Linked DNA regions of Homo sapiens: region 1 is linked to region 2. A link is an interaction called in ENCODE POLR2A ChIA-PET data of the cell type or tissue named here. Cell type or tissue: K562. All regions are shown on one strand. Links, peaks and the distances in the headings refer to the core of each region. The heading gives the core; the rest is flanking DNA.

Region 1 (4,381 bases), core at 164-4,163, 190 kb after region 2:
AAAACAATGTATTGTGAACATCTTTCCATGCCAATAAATTCACATTCATGGCTATGCAGTGATTGTAGATTAATGGTAAGGAGTGTACCATTTGACAGATATAGTGTAATTAAGAGAATAGAGCATTTTAATGTTATTTCCATGTCACCGTTACTAGGATTCTGGGGGAAAACAGAAAAGGCAACAGTGACAGATCAGTGGTTCTGGATCAAAGAACTCACGTGCTCAGGTAATGTGGCTGGAATCCCACTCCCATTCCCTCAAGTCAGGCCCCCTCAATGTAATGACCTCTTAGCCTTGGGGACAGATGCTACCTTGTTTTGGAGGTCACTCTGCTCAGCACTGGCTGCTCCCTGCGGGAAGATGACTTCCTGTGCATCCTGAGCTTCCTGTCATCACGGTACCCCTCCCTTTGGTTCCTGCTCAGTGGAGGAAGCCACCTCTCAGCTCATTTGCAAAACATGCCCAGTGTCCTGAGTGACCAATCAGTGAAGGCCACAGCTCTACCCACTTCCCCTGTTTTTCTGGAAACTAACAAAGAGAAGACTTACCTGAACCTGAAACCCAACTAAGACATCTTCCCCAGCCAGAGGGACAGGTGCCCATGGTGCCCCCGCCAAGGACCCTCCTCCACTGACTGGGGCAGGAGTCTGCCAAGGTTTCACTCTGCTGCCTGCTCCCAAGCAGCACCTGGGTCAGGCTGGTCCTGCTTTGAGGGAACCTTTTTTATTTTTGAGATGGAGTTTCACTCTTTCACCCAGGCTGGAGTGAAGTGGCGCGATCTCGGCTCACTGCAACCTCCGCCCCACCAGGTTCAAGTGATTCTCTTGCCTCAGCCTCCCAAGTAGCTGGGATTACAGGTACATGCCACCACACCTGGCTAATTTTTTTTTTGTATTTTTAGTAGAGACAGGGTTTCGCCATGTTAGCCAGGCTGGTCTTAAACTCTTGACCTCAGGTGATCCACCCATCTTGGCCTCCCAAAGTGCTAGGATTACGGGTGTGAGCCACCGTGCCCAGCTGGGGGAACATTATTAAAGGATCCCACTGCATGTGGAGTAAATTCCAGATGTCCGTGTGCTCCTTACCCCTGAGCCGTCCTGTCTGTTCTTCCCTCTCCCTGGCACTCATTGCAGTCTCCAACCTCAGTCCATCCCTGAGACCTTTCAGCCCCCAGTTGTCACACACTGACACCCTCTTGCTGGTAACAAGCCCTCCACTGCTCTCCTTGCAAGTGGCGTCTTCCTGGGATACCCGACTAGGTGCTCTACCATGTCAGGGCAGCCCTTCATCACCTGATCCTTTAAGCACTGACCCGGGGGGGAAAGGGTTCAAAGAACCGCAGATGGTCAGGGGGCTGGACAGTGTGGCTCCCTGACATCCTGCCCACCCTGGACTTCTGTAGTTCTTAGATCTGGGCTGCAGCTCACAGGCAGGACACATCTGAGGGAGGGAAGGAGCTCTTTGGCCTCTCTGGAGTCCTGAGAAAGAGTAGCAGCAGCAGAGGGCAAGCAGGCCCTGACTGAGCGCCTCTCCCCATGGGGCCCTTGGAGCCTCCCTTGCCAGTCCCACTTCAGCACTTGCTAAAGCACAGGGTGGCCCCTAGCGTGGCTGTGGCATTCTGTAGGCTGCCTTTTGTCCTTGCTCTGTCCCTTCCACCAGGAGCTATAAGGCAGGGCTCAAGTTCCTAGAACCGTGGACACTTCACTGAGCACGCACTGGACACATGACTGAACCCTAGAAACAAGTGCTAACATCACCCCCATTTCCATGGGAGAAGTCAAGGCTATGAGAGACTGAGTGAGCTGCCCAAAACGCTAAAGAGATGGGAGCCTTCTGCCCCTCGGCCCTCCCATGGGAAATGGCGGCCCTCCCATGGGAAATGGCGGGGCCCTCTGGAAGCAGTAAGGACAACGAATCCAGCCTTGGGCAGATGCCAGGCTCAGTCTGGAGCAGGGGCAGTGGAAGTGCTGTGGTCGGACTCTTCTGCTCAGACACACCCGCGGCATGTCTCCCGAGCTGACGGGAGCGGCCTTCCTGTGCACACTGGACTGCGGGTGGGGTGATGGGATTTCTCTCTGTGTAAAGTGTGATAAGATGAAGCCTGAGTCACTGCCTGGCAGCTGAGTCATCACCACACCCAGGTGCGCCTGGGCAGGGCACTGCCACCCAGACTGCGGAAAACCAGAGGGTGGGGGCAGGAGGAGGCCTCAGGAGAGCCACCCTCTCCCTCCCTCCCCACACAGAGGCCTAGGAGTCTCCAAGGATGGACCGGGTGCCTGCCAGAGCTCACCAGCTGCTTGGACCCTCTCCGCAGTGGCAGGGAACTCCTGAAGCTCCTCTGCCTAGCGGGTAGTGTCCCTTAGAGATGAAGAAGGCGGTGAGGGCCAGAAAAGAAAAGGGCACAGAGTTTCAGGGCAGGAAGTCTGAGCTGGAGCAGAAAGATGAGCCAAGATGGCGCCAGAGGACCCACAAGAGGCCACAGCAACAGCTGCTTTGAGCTTCTCCCTGGGTCTACCTGTGTGAACCTGCCCTGAAGAACTGAGAAGGGCCATGGAAAAAGAGCAACGTGGAAACTGGGAGCTTCCTAGAATGCTTGGTAATAGCCAGATGGCTAAATTATGGTACATGCATATGATGAAACAGTATACAGTACTTTTTTTTTTGAGTATGAGCCTCGCTCTTGTCGCCCACGCTGGAGTGCAGTAGCACGATCTCGGCTCACTGCAACCTCCGCCTCCCGGGTTCAAGCAATTCTCCTGCCTCAGCCTCCCAAGTAGCTGGGATTACAGGCATGCACCACCACGCCCAGCTAATTTTGTATTTTTAGTAGAGATGGGGGTTTCACCATGTTGGCCAGGCTAATCTCGAACTCCTAACCTCATGCCTTGGCCTCCCAAAGTACTGGGATGAAAGGCGTGAGCCATTGTGTCTGGCAATATTTACAGTTCTTAAAAATAATGTCTTCAGGCTGGGCGCGGTGGATCACAAAATTAGGAGATCAAGACCGTCCTGGCTAACACGGTGAAACTCCCTCTCTACTAAAAATACAAAAAATTAGCCGGGCACGGTGGTGGGCACCTGTAGTCCCAGCTACTCAGGAGGCTGAGGCAGGAGAATGGCCTGAACCCGGGAGGTGGAGCTTGCAGTGAGCAGAGATCGCACTGCTGCACTCTAGCCTGGGCGACAGAGCGAAACTCGGTCTCAAAAAAAAAAAAAAAGTCTTCAAAGGCCAGGTGTGGTGGCTCATGCCTGTCATCCCAGCACTTTGGGAGGCCGAGGCGGGTGGATCACAAGGTCAGGAGTTCAAGATCAGCCTAGCCAACATAGTGAAACCCCGTCTCTACTAAGTAAAAAAAAAAAAAAAAAAAATTAGCTGGGCCTGATGGTGTGTCCCTGTAGTCCCAGCTACTTGGGAGGCTGAGGCAAGAGAATTGCTTGAACTCAGGAGGTGGAGGTTGCAGTGAGCTGAGATCGTGCCACTGCAATCCAGCTTGGGCGACAGAGTGAGACTTCACCTCAAAAATTAAAAAAAAAAAAAAAAAGTGTCCAAAGAATAATTCATGTTAGAAAATGCCTGTAATTTAAGATGAAGGAGGGAAGAAGGACACCAGATTGTACATACAATAAGATAGGCCCGCTAAGACGCCACCTCCTCTAAGAGCTTTCTGTGAGCACCTAACCTGCCCCCCCACCACGCCCCCCTCACCAGGCTTTGCTTCTTTCCTTCACACTTACTGACATTACAGTAGTTATTTGTCAAAATATTGGCTGTTGCTCCACTAAACTATAAACTCCGTGAGAATGGGGACTCTGCCTTGTCTCATTCTCTATCAGCAGCCTCGCATTAGCAGGTGTTTAATAAATAGGAAAACGTTATCTCTACAGATATTCTTTTAAAAATTAAAAAAGCCAGGGCCAGGCACAGTGGCTCACTCCTGTAATCCCAGCACTTTGGGTGGTGAGGCAGGAGGATCACCTGAGGTCAGGAGTTCAAGACTAGCCTTGCCAACATGGTGAAACCCCATCTCTACTAAAAATACAAAAAATTAGCTGGGCGTGGTGGCACACGCCCGTAGTCCCAGCTACTCGAGAAGCTGAGGCAGGAGAATCGCTTGAACCCAGGAGGCGGAGGTTGCGGTGAGCCGAGATCACTCCACTGCACTCCAGCCTGGGCAACAAGAGTGAAACCCCGTCAAAAATAATAATAATAATAATTTTAAAAGATATTATTCTTTTTTGTTTTTGTTTTGAGACGGAGTTTTGCTCTGTCGCCCAGGCTGGAGTGCAGTGGCGCAATCTCGGCTCACTGCATCCTCCACCTCCGGGGTTCTCTGCCTCAGCCTCCCGAGTAGCTGGGATTACAGGCGCCCGTCAACAT
Region 2 (4,381 bases), core at 278-4,277:
CTGTTTTGCAGCAGCCGACATACGTCCAGGCCCTCTTTGACTTTGATCCCCAGGAGGATGGAGAGCTGGGCTTCCGCCGGGGAGATTTTATCCATGTCATGGATAACTCAGACCCCAACTGGTGGAAAGGAGCTTGCCACGGGCAGACCGGCATGTTTCCCCGCAATTATGTCACCCCCGTGAACCGGAACGTCTAAGAGTCAAGAAGCAATTATTTAAAGAAAGTGAAAAATGTAAAACACATACAAAAGAATTAAACCCACAAGCTGCCTCTGACAGCAGCCTGTGAGGGAGTGCAGAACACCTGGCCGGGTCACCCTGTGACCCTCTCACTTTGGTTGGAACTTTAGGGGGTGGGAGGGGGCGTTGGATTTAAAAATGCCAAAACTTACCTATAAATTAAGAAGAGTTTTTATTACAAATTTTCACTGCTGCTCCTCTTTCCCCTCCTTTGTCTTTTTTTTCATCCTTTTTTCTCTTCTGTCCATCAGTGCATGACGTTTAAGGCCACGTATAGTCCTAGCTGACGCCAATAATAAAAAACAAGAAACCAAGTGGGCTGGTATTCTCTCTATGCAAAATGTCTGTTTTAGTTGGAATGACTGAAAGAAGAACAGCTGTTCCTGTGTTCTTCGTATATACACACAAAAAGGAGCGGGCAGGGCCGCTCGATGCCTTTGCTGTTTAGCTTCCTCCAGAGGAGGGGACTTGTAGGAATCTGCCTTCCAGCCCAGACCCCCAGTGTATTTTGTCCAAGTTCACAGTAGAGTAGGGTAGAAGGAAAGCATGTCTCTGCTTCCATGGCTTCCTGAGAAAGCCCACCTGGGCTGGGCGCGGTGGCTCACGCCTGTAATCCCAGCACTTTGGGAGGCCAAGGTGGGCGGATCACAAGGTCAGGAGTTCGAGACCAACCTAGCCAACATGGTGAAACCCCGTCTCTACTAAAAATAAGAAATTAGCCGGGTGTGGCACGCACCTGTAGTCCCAGCTACTTGGGAGCCTGAGGCAGGAGAATCGCTTGAACCTGGGAAGTGGAGGTTGAGTGAGCCGGGACCGTGCCATTGTACTCCAGCCTGGGTGACAGAGCGAGATTCCGTCTCAAAAAAAAAAAAAAAAAGCCCACCTGAAAGCCTGTCTCTTTCCACTTTGTTGGCCCTTCCAGTGGGATTATCGAGCATGTTGTTTTTTCATAGTGCCTTTTTCCTTATTTCAAGGGTTGCTTCTGAGTGGTGTTTTTTTTTTTTTTTTAATTTGTTTTGTTTTAAAATAAGTTAAAGGCAGTCCAGAGCTTTTCAGCCAATTTGTCTCCTACTCTGTGTAAATATTTTTCCCTCCGGGCAGGGGAGCCAGGGTAGAGCAAAGGAGACAAAGCAGGAGTGGAAGGTGAGGCGTTCTCCTGCTTGTACTAAGCCAGGAGGCTTTAAGCTCCAGCTTTAAGGGTTGTGAGCCCCTTGGGGGTTCAGGGAACTGCTTGCCCAGGGTGCAGTGTGAGTGTGATGGGCCACCGGGGCAAGAGGGAAGGTGACCGCCCAGCTCTCCCACATCCCACTGGATCTGGCTTACAGGGGGGTCGGAAGCCTGTCCTCACCGTCTCGGGGGTTGTGGCCCCCGCCCCCTCCCTATATGCACCCCTGGAACCAGCAAGTCCCAGACAAGGAGAGCGGAGGAGGAAGTCATGGGAACGCAGCCTCCAGTTGTAGCAGGTTTCACTATTCCTATGCTGGGGTACACAGTGAGAGTACTCACTTTTCACTTGTCTTGCTCTTAGATTGGGCCATGGCTTTCATCCTGTGTCCCCTGACCTGTCCAGGTGAGTGTGAGGGCAGCACTGGGAAGCTGGAGTGCTGCTTGTGCCTCCCTTCCCAGTGGGCTGTGTTGACTGCTGCTCCCCACCCCTACCGATGGTCCCAGGAAGCAGGGAGAGTTGGGGAAGGCAAGATTGGAAAGACAGGAAGACCAAGGCCTCGGCAGAACTCTCTGTCTTCTCTCCACTTCTGGTCCCCTGTGGTGATGTGCCTGTAATCTTTTTCTCCACCCAAACCCCTTCCCACGACAAAAACAAGACTGCCTCCCTCTCTTCCGGGAGCTGGTGACAGCCTTGGGCCTTTCAGTCCCAAAGCGGCCGATGGGAGTCTCCCTCCGACTCCAGATATGAACAGGGCCCAGGCCTGGAGCGTTTGCTGTGCCAGGAGGCGGCAGCTCTTCTGGGCAGAGCCTGTCCCCGCCTTCCCTCACTCTTCCTCATCCTGCTTCTCTTTTCCTCGCAGATGATAAAAGGAATCTGGCATTCTACACCTGGACCATTTGATTGTTTTATTTTGGAATTGGTGTATATCATGAAGCCTTGCTGAACTAAGTTTTGTGTGTATATATTTAAAAAAAAAATCAGTGTTTAAATAAAGACCTATGTACTTAATCCTTTAACTCTGCGGATAGCATTTGGTAGGTAGTGATTAACTGTGAATAATAAATACACAATGAATTCTTCACTTGGTATCTTTTTTTCCCCTTGCCTGCCTTAAAAATTTAAAAACCGCATCGGGGAGTCAGGAATCTTGGGTCCTTATTTCAGACGTGATCACCCAGCTTACATCCCCCTAGGGGAGCATGTGGGGCTCACAGGCCTTCCTGGGAGCGATGCCTGCAGTTGGCTGTCAGGAACTCCTGGGGAGCCTGTTAACAATACAGAATCGCAAACCCCGCCCCACATCCTCGGACATTGCCTTTGAGGACACAGACACGCCCGCTGTTTCTGATGTAGAGAAACCACTGACCACGCTTTGGGAACTCTGGTCTAGACCAAGGGCTTTGGGAAGATAAAGAGCTTGGCTTATTTGGTTCTCCTGTTTTCTGTGTTAAACAAGAAGAAGGACAGAAACACCTGTGAAGAAACGGTTTTAATATGCTGAGTAACTGAAATATACTTGTTTGCTCAATAGGCTGCTTTTAGGGTGAGACTAGGCATATTTACACACACGTTGGCTACAGAGGCAAAGAAGACTGAACAAAAAAGAAATGAGGTCTGGCCATGGTAGCTCATGCCTGTAATCCCAGCACTTTGAGAGGCCAAGGTGGGGGATCACTTGAGCCCAGGAGTTTTGAGGCCAGTCTGGGCAGCATAGGGAGACTCCCTGCCTCTCTACAAAAAGCAAATTAGCCAGATGCAGTGGCGCACGCCTGTAGTGAGGATTACTTGGGAGGCTGAGGTGGATCACTTGAGCCCAGGAGGTCAAGACTACAGTGAGCTGTGGTTGCACCACTGCACTCCAGCCTGGGCAACAGGGTGAGACCTTGTCTCGAAAAAGTAATAAAAAGGGGACAGGCAGGGTGGCTCACACCTGTAATCCCAGCACTTTGGGAGACTGAAGCGGGTGAATCACAAGGTCAGGAGTTCAAGACCAGCCTGGCCAACATGGTGAAACCCCATCTCTACTAAAAATACAAAAATTAGCCAGCTGTGGTGGCAGGTGTCTGTAGTCCCAGCTACTCGGGAGGCTGAGGCAGGAGAATCGCTTGAACCCGGGAGGTGGAGGTTACAGTGAGCCGAGATTGCACCACTGCACTCCAGCCTGGGTGACAGAGCTAGGTTCCCTCTCAAAAAAATAAAATAAAATAAAAAATAAAGGTAATAAGGGCCAGGCTCAGTGGCTTACGCCTGTAATCCTAACACTTTGAGAGGCTGAGGCGGGTGGATTGCTTGAGCTCAAGAATGCCACACCAGCCTGGGCAACATAGTGAAACCCATCTCTACCAAAAATTAGCTGAGTGTGGTGATGCACACCTGTGGTCCCAGCTACTCAGGAGGCTGAAGTGGAGGTTGCAGTGAGCTGTCATGCCACTATACTCCAGCCTGAGAGACAGACCTCTCTCAAAAAAAAAAAAAAAATACCCAAGAAATCTCGACTTGAATTCTTCTTGGTGTAGCCACACTGAGCAGGGGAGGCTTGTGGGTTGTTTTGTTTTGTGACAGGGTCTTTATCTGCCACCCAGGCTGGAGTGCTACGGTGCAATCATAGCTCACTGCAGACTCAATCCCCTGGGCTCAAGTGATCACCTCAGCCTCCCAAGTAGCTGGGACTGTAGGCATACACTACTGCACCCAAGTAGCTGGGACTACAGGCATACGCTACTGCACCCAAGTAGCTGGGACTACAGGCATACGCTACTGCACCTGGCTAATTTCATTTTTTTTTGTACAGTGGGGTCTGTGTTTCCCAGGCTGGTCTCAGACTCCTGGGCTCAAGAGATCCCCCCACCCTTGGCCTTTCAAAGTGCTGGAAATCCAGGCGTGAGCTGTGCCTGGCCTGGGACGTTTTTGACCTTCCCCTGCAGCAGTCATGTGTGGGAAGGATCTTGACCCAGCAAGAGTCAAGACTGCTAG

The links. Peaks named below come from ENCODE experiments on the same cell type or tissue, not always from the same donor. Only the 100,000 strongest peaks of a DNase experiment are listed, where the experiment ranks them.
Region 1: POLR2A ChIA-PET joins it to region 2 with 5 read pairs; 5 of 35 experiments call an interaction of 5 or more read pairs at or near these places.

Annotation. Positions count from the first base shown.
Region 1 is chr17:75,122,197-75,126,577 of GRCh38, reverse strand. The region is part of intron 2 of ARMC7 (armadillo repeat containing 7); the gene reads right to left. Among named protein-coding and RNA genes, the nearest start is that of NT5C, 7.4 kb to the left of the region's middle. RefSeq lists an enhancer at 1,406-2,605. In K562, for the core only: no CTCF peak of the experiment used is centred there; a DNase peak (open chromatin) is centred at 2,057.
Region 2 is chr17:75,316,184-75,320,564 of GRCh38, reverse strand. It overlaps GRB2 (growth factor receptor bound protein 2), which reads left to right. Exons shown (of 6, transcript NM_002086.5): 6 at 12-2,489. The coding sequence ends at 197. Among named protein-coding and RNA genes, the nearest start is that of SLC25A19, 29 kb to the right of the region's middle. RefSeq lists enhancers at 1-762, 673-812, 3,821-4,070. In K562, for the core only: no CTCF peak of the experiment used is centred there; a DNase peak (open chromatin) is centred at 2,674.